Regions from separate parts of the Mus musculus genome. Here region 2 is linked to region 1. A link is a loop called in an ENCODE intact Hi-C map of the cell type or tissue named here. Cell type or tissue: heart. All regions are shown on one strand. Links, peaks and the distances in the headings refer to the core of each region. The heading gives the core; the rest is flanking DNA. Region 1 has its middle 10 kb from the start of Gm17801. Region 2 holds the start of Ptx4 (pentraxin 4).

Region 1 (8,205 bases), core at 2,274-4,773:
GGATCTGATGCCCTCTTCTGGCATGCAGGTGTACATGCAGATAGAGCACTCATATACATAAAACAAACAAATAAATCTTGAAAGAAAGAGACAAAGAAAGAACGTGTGCATAGCCAGAAATTAAAGATTTTTCTTTTTACTGTTGAAGTGAGTTGAGGCTCCTTAGGGTTCCTTTTGGTGACTCACAGGGAGCACCACGGCTCCCTTCTCCCCCCCCCCCCCCGTCTACCCACTACACCATCTCCTGGGATACAGCAGGGTCTTGCTGATGATGTGGCTTTCTTTAGATCCTCCCTTTTGTGGGGTGTGTACCAGTTACAGGACAATGGGGTCTTCATGGTTTCTCTGACCAGCACAACACAGGACTCAATGGCCCTATGAGGCTCTACATCTTTCTTTGGAAGCTGGCTGACCTGCAGTAGAGAGGGAAATGCTATAATACTGGCAATTCCTCTTAGATTTTCATTTTCTTTGTCTTTGGCCTCCAAGACTTGGTTGTTGAATCCCCTAAAAGACAGTTTTACTTGTCTAGAAGTAGGAGTAGTGAGATTTAATATACTATCTGCATAAAGTTTAGACATACAGTACCTTTAGCTCTCAAATATATGTACGATGTTTGTTACACATGTGTGGTATCAAGTTTACCAAGAATAACCTAGGATAATAATTATTGAACTAGAGTTGTAAAGTGAGATTTAAAAACAACTTTGTTGAGTTTGGTGGTACAAGTCCATCAAAGCAATAGAAAAGTTAGAGGCAGACAGATCTCTGTGAGTTCAAGGCCAGCCTGGTCTAACAAGTTCCAGGCTGGCAAGAGCCACACAGTGCCCTCTTCGTTGGAGAGATGATTCCGAACCTAAAAGCACTTATGGATCTATCAGGGGACTGGTATTTGTCCCATCATCTGCACAGGGCAGCTCACAACCACTTGTAACGACAGCTCCATCCCAGGATTTGACACAGCCTTCTGGCCTCCATGGGTACCCATACTGAGATACCAAAACACATAATAAAATAAAAAGTAAAGAAAAAGAAATTTAAAAAAATTACACAAACTTGCTTAAATCCTAACTCTTGAAAGACTTGTTTTCTGAGTTGTTAAAAATCCAACAGAGGCCAGGCATGGTGGCACACGCCTTTAATCCCAGCACTTGGGAGGCAGAGGCAGGTGGATTTCTGAGTTCGAGGCCAGCCTGGTCTACAGAGTGAGTTCCAGGACAGCCAGGGCTACACAGAGAAACTCTGTCTCGAAAAACCAAAAAAAAAAAAAAAAATCCAACAGAGAAGTTGGACACGGTGGCAAATGCCTTTATTCCCAGCACCAAAGAAAAAGCTCAAAAATTTAAAAATTTACCTTATCTCTCTAACTCAATTATGGACATGGAACAATAGCTTACTTTTGAGATAAAACTTTCTTTTACCAGACAAAATCTGTTTTTGTCCAAAAGCTTTTGTTTCTTTGGTTGATTGGGTTTGGGGGTTTATTTGGTTTGGTTTTTAGTTTTTCAAGACAGGGTTTCTCTGTGTAGCCCTGACTATCCTAGAACTCCCTCTGTAGACCAGGCTGGCCTCGAATGCCACAATCTGCCTGCCTCTGCCTCCTGAGTTCTGGAGTTAAAGACATGCCCCACCACCAACCACCCAGCAAACCTTTTATTTTTAAAAAGATCTTTTCACTGCACATGTATTTGCAGGCTGGCAAGATGACTCAGTGTGTCAGGCTGCTGGCCTCCAAGCCTGGCAGCCCGAGTTCTGGCTCTGAAATCTGCATGATAGAAAGAAAAAAAAATCCCACAAGTGGTCCTCTGACTGCCACATGTGTACCATGCCATGTGCACGAACATGCTCACACAATGAACATTTAAACAAAATAGTTAAGTGTGTTTGCATGTCTTTAGTTTTTTATAGCTTTTTTCTTATTGATAACTCCTTGTTGTTGTTGTTGTCGCCTTATTTCTTCTATACAGCATTCCCTGGAGAAAGTTGGTGTGGTGGGAGCTGAGTAATTTATTCAGTGGAACAGTGGTTAAAAGCACAGACTGCTCTTCCACAGGACCAGGGTTCTAGTCCCAGCACCCACATGGCAGCTTACATCCATCTGTAACTCCAGTTACAGGAGATCTGATGCCCTCTTCTGGCCTCCTTGGGCACCAGGCCTACCTGTGGTTGCACAGACATACATGAGAACAAAATACCCACAAATAAAATAATTTTTTTTTTTTTTGGTTTTTCGAGACAGGGTTTCTCTGTATAGCCCTGGCTGTCCTGGAACTCACTTTGTAGACCAGGCTGGCCTCGAACTCAGAAATCCACCTGCCTCTGCCTCCCGAGTGCTGGGATTAAAGGCATGCGCCACCACGCCCGGCTAATAAATTTTTTTAAATTAATTTTAAAACTGTTGTGGGGTGGGGTAGTGGTTTAGAGCCTTAAGTGATCCAGGCTGGCCTGGAACTTCTGACCCTCCTGCCTCTCCAGCTGTGGAGGGCTGTGATTGCAGGTGTGCACCACCATGCTAACCAAAAGTGTCAGAATTTGTTGCTGTTTTTCAGTAGTAGAGATCCAGCTCATGACAAGTGCTGTACAGCTGAGCCATGCCCCCGGCTTTGCTGTTGTTGTTTTTATTAATAAAAATAAAGTATATATTTTACAATGTATTTTGTTATATTTTAGTGTTTGTGGGGTATGCACATGTGGATGGAAGTGCCTACAGAGGAAAAGTGTCAGATTCCCCCTAGACATGCAGTTACAGGTGATTGTCTGACATGGAGTTGAGAATTGAACACAGATCCTCAGAACAGCAATACATGGCCTTGAGCCATGTCTCCAGCCCCCGTAAAGGAACAGCTTAATGAAAACCAAAGAAACTATATTTGAAATATAAAAAAACAAGGACTTTGTATCTAAAATACACGTACAAAGGTACACGTCTAGAAGAAGATTTAGCCTTACTGGTGAGGCACAGGTAACTGAGCGCTATCCTCAACAGTACAGTGCAAAGCAGATTCCAAGAGTAAGGGAATAAGACCAGACGTCCTCACTGCTGGAAGCTGCCTCGGACAAAAGGAAGCTTAACAAGGGGATGTCAGAGCACACCCAGACCCTGAAGCATTAGAAAACCTACTGGAGGTAGAGCTTAGCGTCTTGGGCAAGTGTCTGATACCTGCTGACCTGAGTCTGACCAGGGACACAACCCACTTTGTAGGTCTGGCTCTGGATTCTGCTCTCAGTGTCCTTGAAGAGATCGCCTCTGAGTTGGCAATGATCCCAGCCTTGAACCTAGCCTAAGCCAAGCCTATTCATTCTCTCCATTCACATCCTGGTCACTTGTCTCAAGGCATTACCATTTCTAATGTATCCATCAGGGGGCAGCAGAGAGCCAACGCTGCATGCCTTCTAGGGAACCAGATGCCAAACCTAGGCACCTTCCAAGGTGCATTGAGGCATGTTTGTCTTCCCATAAACCTATTCTGGAAACTGGTGGCTTTCTTGAAAAAGTGATTTCTATTTCTTCCCCCACCCTCCTCTCAGACCATTTTTTAAACTTTGATTCTTTTGAATGGGCCTCACACCTAAGGCATACTGTCTTGCCATAGAGAAGTGCTGCTAAAACTCAGGCACTTGTGAGAGAGAACTCGCGTGAGTGTGCTCGCGAGCACACACACACAGACACACACACACATCACTATAAAAGTATCTCTTATTAACCAGATGTCATTGTCATCTGGGAGGCTTACTGCTGAATAAGCTCACCCTTTCTAGCTCTTTCTGAACTCTGGCTGGTTGGTTCAACTCAGCCATTCTGGCTCAAAACTCCTCTTCAAACTGACTCATGTAATCTTGCTTGTTTCTCAGCCTCTGATTGAATTGCTCAGCTCGTCCTTGTTAGGATCCAAGAATCACTGAAGAATGATACCCCAGACTCAAATAGTATGCAAAAGCAAAGAGTGTTTATTCAGCTGAAATTCCTGCATGCAGGGTCTCCCCGTTTGAGAATGGAGACCTCTGGTGGGCCCACAGGCCCAGCCTTTATCGTCAGTTAGGGGAATTCCAGGGAGGGGTATGTGCCCTTTCACCTGGATTAGTTAGCTTTGTCTCCAGGGTTTTGGCTGGTTCTACAATTGGTCAGGCTCTGGAGACCTCCAAGGGGGTGACTTTACTCATTCTAGCTACCTATTCTTACTTCAGCCCAGATGACAAGGTGTCCTCGGATTGGCTGCCCATGGCTGTGGTGACAGACCATGGAACCTGGGGTCCCAGTTCTCATTTCTGGGAAACAGAAACTTAGACCTAGTCTCCCAAACTGACAGTATGCAGCCTGTCATAGAGTCTGTCTGGCTCTGGCTAACTCACTCCTCTCAACCTGAAACTAACTCTGGCAATCCGTTGTAATCTAGCTACTTCTCATTCTCTGGTTTATTCTGTCTTTACCTGTGTCTAGTTTTCTCTCTCTTCAATCTGTCTCTGTAAAACTCTCCCAGTAAAACACCCTCTCCTGTCTCTCCTGCTCTGCTCTCTCTTACATTGCCTCCCTTTCCTCTCTCTTCTGGTGAGAGTCGGGCAGATCCCATTCTGTCAAATCTTTCTCTGATTCATCACTTTGTCTGCCACTCACTTAGACATCACTTTCAAACATAGGAGCTCCCTTCTACAAACTTAACCTTCATAGTTTGAAATTAAAGGTGTATACTAAGGGTGTGTCTGTATTCCAGCCAGAAGGATTAAAGGTGTGTGCTAAGGGCTGAGCCACACCATGACACAATCTTGGGGGTTCACAGGGTGATCAAATATCCTGCAGCATTTCCCCCTTTTTATATAAACTAAAAAATTGTACAATTTAACTTTTTACAAGAGAAACAAGTGTCAACCCCACCAACAGTCCAAATGCCCTCATGAAGATCTGCTGATTCGATGATCCTTCAGAGCTGCAGTCCTGATCATCTGCCTTCAGCAACAGTCCATTTCAGCATAAGCAGTCTGTCCTTCAGCTTGTTTGTTGAGCTGTCTCTGGGGGTCTTCAGTTTCTGATAGAATCCTGAAGAAATGGATTCTAATAGCAGGGAAGTAACGCCTCAGCTGCGGGGTAGATGAATATGCCAACAAGAGTGAGTGCAAGCAGGCAAAAAGCAAAAGCTTCCTTCTTCCATGTCTTTTTATGTGGGCTGCCATCAGATGTGGCTCATATTTAGGGTGGCTCTTCCCACCTCGAATGCTCCAGGTTTAGGATGGTCTTTATAGTGGTTTGCATGAGAATGTCTTCCATAAACACATATATTTGAATGTCTTATCCCCATGGTTTTAGAAGGGTTAGGTGGTGTGGCCTTGTTGGCGCCAAGACCAAGGCCAGGCCAAGATTCTCTCTCTCTCTCTCTCTCTCTCTCTCTGCCTGTTGCCTGTGCATGAGGTTATAAGCTTCCAGATACTGTACGGAAGCCCCTAATTGGTTCCTTTTATAAGTTGCCTTGGTCATGGTGGGTTTTTGGGTTTTTTTTGTTTTTTTGTTTTTTGCTTATTATGTACGAGTGCTCTGTGTGCATGCATGCCTGCATACTAGAAGGGGACATCAGATCCCAGGGTAAATGGTTGTGAGCCACCATGTATTTGCTGGAAATTGAACTTAGAGCCTCTGGAAGAGCAGCCAGTGACCTTAACTACTGAGACATCTCTCCAGCCCCAGGTTCTCACAGTAACAGAACAATATCTTAGTCGTCCCAAATCCAGTCAAGATAAATCTCTCTCAGGCGAGCCCAGCTGCTTGGCTTTTAGGTAATTCTAAATCACGTTGACAACCAACCAAGGCTGGCTATTACAGAGAGAAAGGAAGGGCTACCTTCCTTGCTCGGCCGAGGCTGACAGACCCTGGAGTCAGTGGTATAGCTTCAGTGTGAGGAGGAAGCAAAAGACATCCAGATCTGGGCTAGAAAAGGTGTTGCTGTTGAGTTGTAGTTCTTCAGATGCTCTGGATGGTAACCTTGATCACCAGAGTGTCTCTGACCCACCAGCTCCTGAATGACACGGACTTTTATTATTTATGAAAGCTTAGGCACTATGACTTAGACTATTTCCCAACTAGCTCATATAACCTAATCAACCCGTTTATTTTAGTCCGTGTGTGCCTCGAGGCCTGCTACCTCTCACTCAGCCCTGGTATGTACGATTTCCTCCATGCCTGGCTGGCTGGCGAATCTCCCGCCTCTCAATTCTTCCTCAGAGTTCCTATCTCGACCGGAAGTCCCGCCTTTCCTCTCCTGCCCACCTACTGACACCAGATCTTTATTAAACCAATCAGAAGGCAAGGGGAGTGACTGTTTACAAACTGCTAAAGCGGGTGATGATCCAATACAGATAACAGTACCAAAGTCCAGCCTGTGCCCAGCTCTCTGCCAGTACAGCAACTGGCACTTAAATAATAGACACCCTTTACACGGTGCACAAAAAGGAAATCCCAACATCTCCCCCTTTTAGTCCAATAAAAGGATTTTCTCTAACAGCAATAAGCTATATACAATAAGAACAATTATGAGAGCGGGGCAGTGGTGGCGCACGCCTTTAATCCCAGCACTCGGGAGGCAGAGGCAGGCGGATTTCTGAGTTCAAGGCCAGCCTGGTCTATAGAGTGAGTTCCAGGACAACCAGGGCTATACAGAGAAATCTTGTCTCAAAGAATAAAAAAAAAAAAACAAAAAAACAAAACAAACGGAGCTAGAGAAAGTACCAAAGAAGCTAAAGGGATCTGCAACCCTATAGGTGGAACAACATTATGAACTAACCAGTACCCCGGAGCTCTTGACTCTAGCTGCATATGCATCAAAAGATGGCCTAGTCGGCCATCACTGGAAAGAGAGGCCCATTGGACACGCAAACTTTATATGCCCCAGTACAGGGGAACGCCAGGGCCATAAAAGGGGAGTGGGTGGGTAGGGGAGAGGGGGTGGGTGGCTATGGGGGACTTTTGGTATAGCATTGCAAATGTAAATGAGCGAAATACCTAATAAAAAATGGAAAAAAAAATCCAGGAAATTCATATAAGAGAAAGATATGATACCTGTTCTTCTAAAAAAAAAAAAACAAAACAAAACAAAACAAACAAAAAAAAAACCAATTATGAGAACTATCAGGTAAGAATTACGTTCCCATTGTCTAGTCCATCTGTATTGGTAGCCTTGGAGAAAGTACGCCACTCCCTATCCAACCCTGGCAAGCCCCGAGTTCAGAACCTAAATTGCTTCTTTTTGTTGTTGTTGTTGTTGTTGTTGTTATTTTCAGAGACAGGGTTTCTCTGTGCGGTCCTGGCTGTCCTGGAACTCACTCTGTAGAACAGGCTGGCCTCGGACTCAGAAATCCACCTGCCTCTGCCTCCCAAGTGCTGGGATTACAGGCATGTGCCACCACTGCCCCACCTCCTAAATTGCTTTTTATCATTTCTTATATTACAAACCAAAAAAAAAAAAATCTTTTTACACCTGAAAATATTTTCTTAAATCCTAATCAACTTCAGGTTAATTGTGAGACTCTAAGTAACTAGTCTTCAGCCCCATCAGAGACCTGAGAAAGAAAACATTGCCCAAGTACAGGAAATGCAGAGCAAGCAGCTTCCAAAACTGTAGAAATGATGGAGACCGCTGGCTGCTTGGACAGGAACCCAAGCTTGCTCTGTGATGGTGGGGCTGGGGCACCCATCTTCAGCCTACAGGCCCAGAATATCTGACAGATTTTTCTGAGAAGCAGGATTATGAAGGACTGGCCTACCCTGACTCTGCAAAGTTGGTCAATTGACTTCCTAGTGTCCTGCTTGCCCATGCTTTAGACAGCATGCTGTCAGCAGTTGAGGAAAGGGCATTTTCTTTGCCACACTTGTAACAAACTCCATATTGGAGCATACTTCAATGCCCATACTCTATTGAAGGAGTATGGGGGTGCTGCCAAGACCTGAAGTATCTCATTGTCATGAAAACCCTTTTGTTTTAAAGGGTTTAAAACATCTTAAATGCCATATTCTGTAGATCTCTGAAGTGTTTGAAGACCATTTATCTATCTAAAGTATGCCCGAATAGGCAAATATTGCTTGTTTCTAGCTTAACTTTGAAATCTACAGGGGGCTAAATAAAGCTTATTTTTGTAATTAATTAAATTGGTACCTAGTAAGACCACAATTTTGATTGACAAGTAACTTGTACTTCTTAATTATCATAAACAGTATGTAATAGT
Region 2 (8,205 bases), core at 5,684-8,183, 170 kb after region 1:
GCAGATCAGAAGCATCCTGCTGCAGGCCTGCCCTTTGCTCTCATCTACAGCGTGACCCCAAGGTCTCCGGAGAGTGCTTGCAGCACCCTTTCTGCACTCAAGATTTGAACCCTTCTTCTGCACAGGTGAGAACTGAGAATAACTTCTCAGGGAGTCGATGAATCCTCTGTGTCTATCTGTCTGTCTCTGAAGCACCTCGAGACCAGGGAAGCCTTTGTGTATGCTCTCTGTGGCTGCTATGACTTTGCTATGGGTTTATTGATGTAAACCAGCTTTCTTTTGGAGGGCATAAACCTGAACCTGCTCTCCCAGGGTTCAAGACCCAGTGTTCCGTGGTCAGTTTCCTCCAGCGCCTCCTTGTGTTTGGAAGTGGTAGTCCTGAAGGCCTTGGCTCCCGTCTACCCCCTGGTTCCACAGTCCACCCTCTTATTTTCTGCCTCTGTCCTCGGGTGTCATCCAGCTCTGGCTCTCCTGCCTTCCTCTCTAGCCTCCGATGACTATTATCAGCCAGATAATCTAGGGTTATTCTATAGGAAATAAATCGTTTTCAGTCTGAGGTTCCTTTAGTACTTATCAGTGAATCTCACTCAAGTAAATAGGCAGCACTCGGCCCCTCTCTTCCCTATGCCACAGCTGGTACCTGGTACCTCCCTGAGCACTTTTTAGTTTATTTTACACTGAAATATCAACTCTGTGACCGAGCCCAGGCTCAGGAAAGAGCATGCATCCCAAGCCCCGGGAGGATTTGGGGTGGGGACTATGCTAGATAAGACGAAAGTGAGGAACTCAGCCAAGGGGAATTCAGGAGGCAGGGAAGTGTGGTTGGGAGTGTGAAAGTCACTGTTTTGTGCCAAACAATGCACCGATCAGTTCTGCCCTTGTTCTAGGCCGGTGTTGGACTCCTGCACAAACGCAAACTCAACTATCTCTCTTTGGCTTCCCAAGTCACAGTAGTGTTAATAGGAAGCAAGACTCATCCTGAGGCTCCTGGTTCAGTCACTTCAATAGAGGCCCTTCTGCTATGCAGCCTGACCTGCTGGAGGCCATTCTCTCTTATGGTGTTAGGTATGTGGCCCTTGGGGGAAAGAGATTTTGGGGTGACAGGTGTCAGGAATGACATTATAACCTCAGACACTGCTAGGGAAACCTGGAACTTGATAGGGAGGTGACAGGTTTGTGTCACTTACTGTTTCCTGGTCCTTGGTAGGTCCTTGGTGGGGCTGCTTGATGACTGCTTGGGGTTTGGAACTTCTGCATCTCCTGAACGTGGACAGTGACGTCATGAGGGGAACTCCTGTGTTGGGGTGAAGACTTGGCTACCTGGCGGTCCCTCCACAGTTGCAAGGATCCTGGGCCTCGCTGAGCAAGCTGGGTGGGGTTGGGGGCTGTGGTCAACCCCAGGGCCACAGTACCAGAGGAGGCCCTCTGTGTCTGTCCCTCCAGAGCAGCAAGCCTGGCACCCTGGCTGTGGACTTGCTGTGTAAGGCTGGCCAGTGCATCCTGTAGTGCCTGAACGCTTAGGGCCAGGCTTGCAATAGCCTCCCTCTGTGCCTTTTGCTCCCCTTCCTTCTCTACCCACTGCCTGCTCTTTGTGCTCAGGGAGAGGTCCAAGGCTTGAAGTCGGGCATCTACCTTCTGGCTCCTTCGCTGGCTCTTCCTATACCAGGTCTTTAAATGGGCCACATCTCCTTGTATGGCAGCTTGAGACTGATTCATCGCTAGAGCTACGGCTTGGCTCTGTTCCACCAGGCTCTGGAAGCGAACATCCATATTGTGGTAAACATTGTAGTTGTTGGCAATGTTCTGAAGGTGTGTTAAGGTCACCTGTTGGAATCTCTGAAACTGTAAAGAGAACACAGCTCTTATGGGGTTAGGCTGAGGCTACCCTAAGAATACTTCAGAAGTATCTATTCTATCTACATCCAAGTCTATGGATGGTTCTGTTTATAAATTGAACAATTTGATCCTTGTCACCATGCTAGGACATGTGTGGAGATTATCATGACTAGTCCCAAAGGGCCAGGTACAAAGCAGGTAACTGTCCTCAGGCCCCATAGCTGCACAGTGTAAAATGTGGGCTCCAGACCCATGACCCTAGTGATGATCCTCTCTGGTCCCAACACTCTGGAAGACATCTTGCTACTGTGATCCTCGGGGCTACCTTTGTGTTCAGAGGGGACTGCAGGACAGGCTGTATGAGTGCACTGAAAAATATTTTAGATTGAGCTGGGTGGTGGTAGAGACAGGGGAGGAGGGTCTCTGTGACTTCGAGGGCAGCCCGATCTACAGAGCAAGTTCCAAGGTATCCATGGCGACACAGGAAAACCATGTCTCATAAAAAAAAGTTTTTTAGATGTATTTAATTTTATATGTATGAGTGTTTTGCCTGCATGAACGTATGTGCACCATGTGTGTACCGTGTCTTTGGAGGTGCTTGAACTAGGGTTATGAATAGGTTGTGAGCCATCACGTGGGTGCTGAGAATGGACCTGGATCCTCTCCAAGTACCTAGTGCTCCTGGTTGCTGAACTATTTCTCCAGCTCAGAGCGCGTGTATGTATGTATGCATTTATTTATACTTATTTATGGTTTTCCAGCTCTGGGGACTGTATCTAGGATCTTGTACATTCTAGGCAAGGAAGCCCCGTGCTGCTGAGCTACAGCTGTTGCCTTTTCAGTCTTTGTTGTTGCTGTTTGGGTTTAAGTTCTATTTCATTCTATGTGTGTGGATGCTTTGCCTGCTTGTGTATCTGTGTGTCATGTGCATGCAGTACTCAGAGGAGTGAGAGCTGGCATTACACATGATTGTGAGCTGCCAAAGGCGTGCTGAGAATTGAACCTGGGTCTTCTGCAAGAGCAGCAAGAACTCTTAACCACTGAGCCATCTCTCTGGCCCTGTTGTTGTTGCTGTTGTTGTTTTGTTTGTTTGTTTGTTTGCTTGTTTTGAGACAGAGTTTCAGTCAGTAGCACAGGGTGGCTTGGAACTCACCATGTCCTCATTCAGGCTAGCCTCAAACTCATAGCAATACTCTTACTTGAGCCTAAGTGCTGGAATTACTGGTACACTCCACCATGTCTGGCTGTACCAGGATCAGTACAGGACGTGCTTGGGGTGGGCAACTGTCTACAGACCCCTGCGGAATCCTTGGGACAGAGCATATGTTCTGCTTTGAAATAGACCAGTGCCCTCACAGCTCCCACAACTATGAATACTGTCCTGCACAGTCGCTACCCAGGCTGTGTTCTTTGGGTCTTCTAGACACCTCTTCAGGTCTCCTGCATCTTCACACACACACACACACACACACACACACACACACACACACACGCACACACACACTGTCTAGTTGGACTTCAGAGCAGAGCCTAGCAAACGCTTGCCTAGTTTCTAAAAACAGGTGAGAATATCGTTGGCTTCCAACAAGGAGAGCAAACCAAGTGCTCTCTGTGTACCTGGATCACAGAGAGCATCGGACTCCATGACATCCATTCTTTACCTGCTCCTGGTATTATAAAACCAATTCCCCAAGTGTAGTACACCTACCTGCTCTTCTAGTCGACGGAGCCTCTCAAAAAATGGCTTTCTTTGCCTGGCTGGGTGAGCTTCCTGTGACGGAGTCCTGTGTACATTCAGGGACACAAAAATGAGGAGAAAAAGCAGGGTCTTCTTCTTCAAGCACCTCATGCTGGGACACACAGAGGCAGAAGCTGATGTTCGTCCCTTGGTCCCTTGAGTCTGTCTCGTATCCCTGCTCCTTGAAGCCCACCATGTGACTGGGTTTCTTCTTTCTGTCCTGGCTGAGTGTCAGGTTCTTCCTGCCACCTTAATGAAAGGCATCTGCCTTCAATCCAGTGGGCTTTGGGAACCCGAGGTTCCCAGGGAAACGAGCTTCAAACAGGCACAAACAGCTTCTTTGGGAAATTGTTCTAGTGGATGTGCTCAGGGCTTTGCTTGGCTCAGAGGCAGACAGGAGCTGATAATGGCTCTAACAGCAGCACCTAGACTGGAGTTCCCACCAAGAAGTCAGAGCAGGACAGGGGTTGAGCATGGTCAGGAAGTTGTCCAAGCCAGCTGTGCACTGGTGCCCAGGATTCCAGCCACATGCAGCCATGTCTTATGAGTCCTGTCTCACTGCCTTGGAGAAGGAATCCCTCTTAGAAATGAGACTGAATTTCACTTTATCTTATTCTAGAATGGGATAACTTAAATTAAAATTAGCTATGTTTTTCTTCCCTGGAAAAGGATCTTGCTGTGTTGCTCATGCTGGTCTTGGACTCCTGGGTTAAATGATCTATCTCAGTCCTCAGCTAGGACTATAGGTGTTTGCTCTCTCTCTCTCTCTCTCTCTCTCTCTCTCTCTCTCTCTCTCTCTCTCTCTCTTTCTCTCTCTCTCAGTCCCACAAATTGCACATGTTTTGAGTTAATATGATATTTTGATAAATGTATTATGTAATGTTGAAATCAAGCTAGACATACCTGACTTTCCCTGCCTGGCTTTTGGTTACAGGCTGTGCAGGGGGATGAATGAGGGTCCCTGAGGAAATTGATCCAAGTTCTGCTCCAGGACCTGTGAATATAGCCTTATGGGGAAAAACGTCCAGGCAACATCTTAAGATAAAGTAACCCTGGAGTACCCAGATAGCCCTGCACTCAACAGCAAGCATCCTGATAGGGGCAGAGAGGACACCAAGGAAGAGGCCCAATGAAGTCGGTGGCCGAGATGGGAACAATGCTGCTGGGGCGGGCCACACCTGGAGCCTCTGGAAACCAGAAGAAACTTCTGCAGTAGCATGCTGCTTTGGGTTCAGACTCTGACCCCCAGAGCTGTGAGAAAATAATGTTCTGTTGTTTGAAGAAGCCTAGTTTGTAGTAATAAGAACAACTCAGGAAAGTGTCACCAACAAAAGCATTAGCATTTCCAAGATGACAGGAGCCATAGTGTCTTCCCAGAGGACAGGCCACTGAGAGTGTCATCCCAGAGGCTGGCTGCTGCCATTAAAGCTCCTTTGGTCAAACATCAGAACATCACAGACAGAGGAAAAAAGCCACAAAAGTATCCAGGGAGAAAAACTGTTGGTTCAGGAGACTGGGACAATTCCAAGGGGACAGCTGACTTTATCATTTATGCTGATCCGGAATTTGATCCATGGCACCACAAAAATAACTAAAAAAACAATGGCAAAAAGATAAAATAGTGCATCTATTTCATGTGAATAACTCAAGAGCAAAGAGTATAGGCCTTTGTAGGTACTGAGACTCCAGAAACGTATCCCCAACCCTACCTTCACTGGGAAGTCCTGGAGGGTGAACTTCAGGAAAATGGACGGGTCAAGAGGTAATGGAGTTGCAGTTTAGGGATGGAGATTCAGGAATGTCTCATGCTGGGGCTCCCACACCCCACTCTCAAGTCTTGGTTACATCAGGAGATACCCCCTTCACTTCTACAGCGCCCCACATGTGTTCTGACAACTCTATTTGAGTGGTTTCTTACTGTCTGTTCTCTGGACTGAACCCAGTGTTGACCTTTATTATTTATTTATTTATTCTGTGTGTGTTTTACTCACAGGCTCATGTGTAGACACCACACATTTAAGTCGCATGCCTTACTCAGGTCTCCACCTCCTCATTTTATTTTGAAACAGCACCTCACTAGTTCTCGGGTTCACTGGCTACCTGGCAGGCTCTTCTCCACACACTATTCTCTTACACCCCTGTTCTGATTCTGGGGTCACAGATTGTTGTGCAGGACTATCCTCCAAGACATCTGTCACCATCAACTTGGAAATGACCATCATGCCCGGGACTTGGTGATACCTCATAGAGGAAGGACAGAGAGGGCCAGGGGATACTCACTTGAGTATCCAGCCTCCTCCCAATCAGTTATATGCAAGTCTGCCCTAGTTCATTGTAGCCATGGGGGACTCAGAGAAGGGACAGAGTATAGAGATATGAAAAAATTAGGGAAGGGTTCTATCTACACAGTCATGGGGGTCTGTTGGGGGGCAGACCTTCCAGTGTGACTGCTTTAAGGTCACCTCTGCTACTGCCTATACCCCCTCACCCATTGCTCTGTCAGTAAGCCTAATAAACTCACTGATTCCTCAGAGTCAACTTTGGTGGAAATGTACTTCAGCTTATTTATCATCAGTACTGTAAAAGGAGGGGGGTAGACTTTGTTTACATCTCCTTGGCAACACAGATGCATGCCTCTTCACTTGGCTTTGATATTGGGTTCTGGGGATTTGAACTCAGATCTTCATGTTTGTACATCAAACACTTTGCCTAGTAAACCTTCTCCCCAGCTCCCAGGTCTAGTCTTTTTGAAGAACAATTACCATTACATTCATTTCTTGTTTGTGTGTGGTTGTGGGAGCAATGAGTGTGTGTGCTTGTGAAGGGCAGAGGACAACTTTGAGGAGTTGGTTCTCTTTTTCCACCAAGTGAGCCCTGAAGACTGAACTTAGGGGATCAAGCTTGCCAGCGGAGCACCTTTACTTTAAAAAAAAACTTGTTTATTAATAAATAATGTAATATATGTAAGTACACTGTAGCTGTCTTCAGACACCCCAGAAGACGGCACCAGATCTCATTACAGATGGCTGTGAGCCACCATGTGGTTGCTGGGATTTGAACTCAGGACCTTTGGAAGAACAGTCAGTGCTCTTAACCGCTGAGCCATCTCACCAGCCCTGTACCTTTACTTTTAAGTGAAGACTGGATCCTCCTAACACCCCTTTGTTCTAAAACAAATAAGGACACCCATCTCCGCCTGAACACTGGCCAGGGGCTAAGCACTGTTAACATTTATTATTGTAAGCACTCTGGTATTCATTTCCAGAAAAATAAGCAAAAATATTGGGTGCTGAGGTGACACGAGCTCTTAACTAGCAACTGCTAGGTTTTCCATTCTGGATGGCTTTAGCAAAAGAATTGCCAGTCAACAACTCCTGGCCTGCCCTAATGCCAGCTCTGACTATCCAGGAAACTCTGAGGGCCTTGAGAAAACTACAAGGTTGCAAATTGCTTCAGGTCTGGAAGATACAGCCCCAAGGCTTTTTGCAACCATTTCGACCAGGTTGAGAAGAACACGTCCTCTGGTGGCCTAGCTGAGGAACTACAGAGGCTGGTGCAAAGACTGTTAGCAGAGGAAGTGCCCCTTTTCAGGATTTGAAGGCAGCCGCTTTGACTCCCTCTGGGAGAGACTTTCCTCATCTCCTCCCTTTTGTTGCAGCTTTAGGTACAGTAAAAGGCTCCTCTCCAGGGTTTGCTTGCCTACTCTCAGTAATGTGGGCTAAGCTGTTATCATGAAAAAAAAAGAGGTGGCAGAGACAGCTGAGCAATTGGCAGGCCAAGCTACAAAAGGGACAGGACAGTCAGTTTTGTCATAGCTGAGGAAGCAGTAGCCAAGGCATCAGGGGAGTGCAGAAACTGAGACTGAATGAGGATAATTGACTAAACCAGAGAAGAGATGGCATAGCCTTGGATGCCAGATGAGTTCCAGAGAGCCAAGAGGTCTCAACCCTAGGCCAAGAATTTTAACACTGGCTGTCATTAAGAGCGAAGGTCTACACAAAAATTGTAAAGCTGTAGGGCTGAAGAGTCCCTACAATCACCAAATCTGCTTAGTGGAAGCTGCACCAGCCACAGGAAAGAGCCAAGGATTCCTGACCTACGTAAGAGCTAGAATACTTTTAGGGCTAAGGGTCCCAATGCCTCCAGTCCCCTAATACTAGGGGAGTCATCTGCCATCTCTCACTGAGGCCAAACATGGAGAAAAAAAAAAAAAAAAGAAAGCTACCATTTGAAGACCTTCTCTTTGACTAACCCCAGTTTTTATTTGTGTAGAGATCCTGGCTGGCTGATCGGTAACACTTCCATGGATGCTGGGAACTGAACTTGGGACCTTGGCAAGAGCCACACGTAATTTAACCTCTAAGATAATCGCTCTGGCCCCTGGTATGCTCTGCTAACTGCTAAGCCTTGAGTGGGCTCATTTCCTGCTCAGGAAGGGTAATTTTGCTTGATGATGTTGAATGAATACAGCTTGCTCAGATTTCCACCCACACCCAGTTCCGCTGAAATGTTGCTCCCTCAATGTATCTTCCAGATCAGGATGGTCAAGAAAAGTTCTGCCATGATGGAATGTTTCACACTGCTAAGTTCAGACGACAGTCAGGATCCCTGGGTGTTTACTCAGCTAGTGG

What was found. Peaks named below come from ENCODE experiments on the same cell type or tissue, not always from the same donor. Only the 100,000 strongest peaks of a DNase experiment are listed, where the experiment ranks them.
Region 2: a loop joins it to region 1, with 2.8 times the contacts of the local background. A loop is called at or near these places in 19 of 42 quality-filtered maps.

The regions. Positions count from the first base shown.
Region 1 is chr17:25,280,354-25,288,558 of GRCm38, reverse strand. No RefSeq gene overlaps it. Among named protein-coding and RNA genes, the nearest start is that of Gm17801, 10 kb to the right of the region's middle. In heart, for the core only: a CTCF peak has its summit at 3,365 (motif pointing right); no DNase peak of the experiment used is centred there.
Region 2 is chr17:25,116,331-25,124,535 of GRCm38, reverse strand. Ptx4 (pentraxin 4) reads right to left here and starts at 3,776. Exons shown (of 3, transcript NM_026747.1): 1 at 3,545-3,776; 2 at 1,188-1,842. The coding sequence starts at 3,685. In heart, for the core only: a CTCF peak has its summit at 7,097; no DNase peak of the experiment used is centred there; H3K4me3 peaks cover 191 bases; H3K27ac peaks cover 300 bases.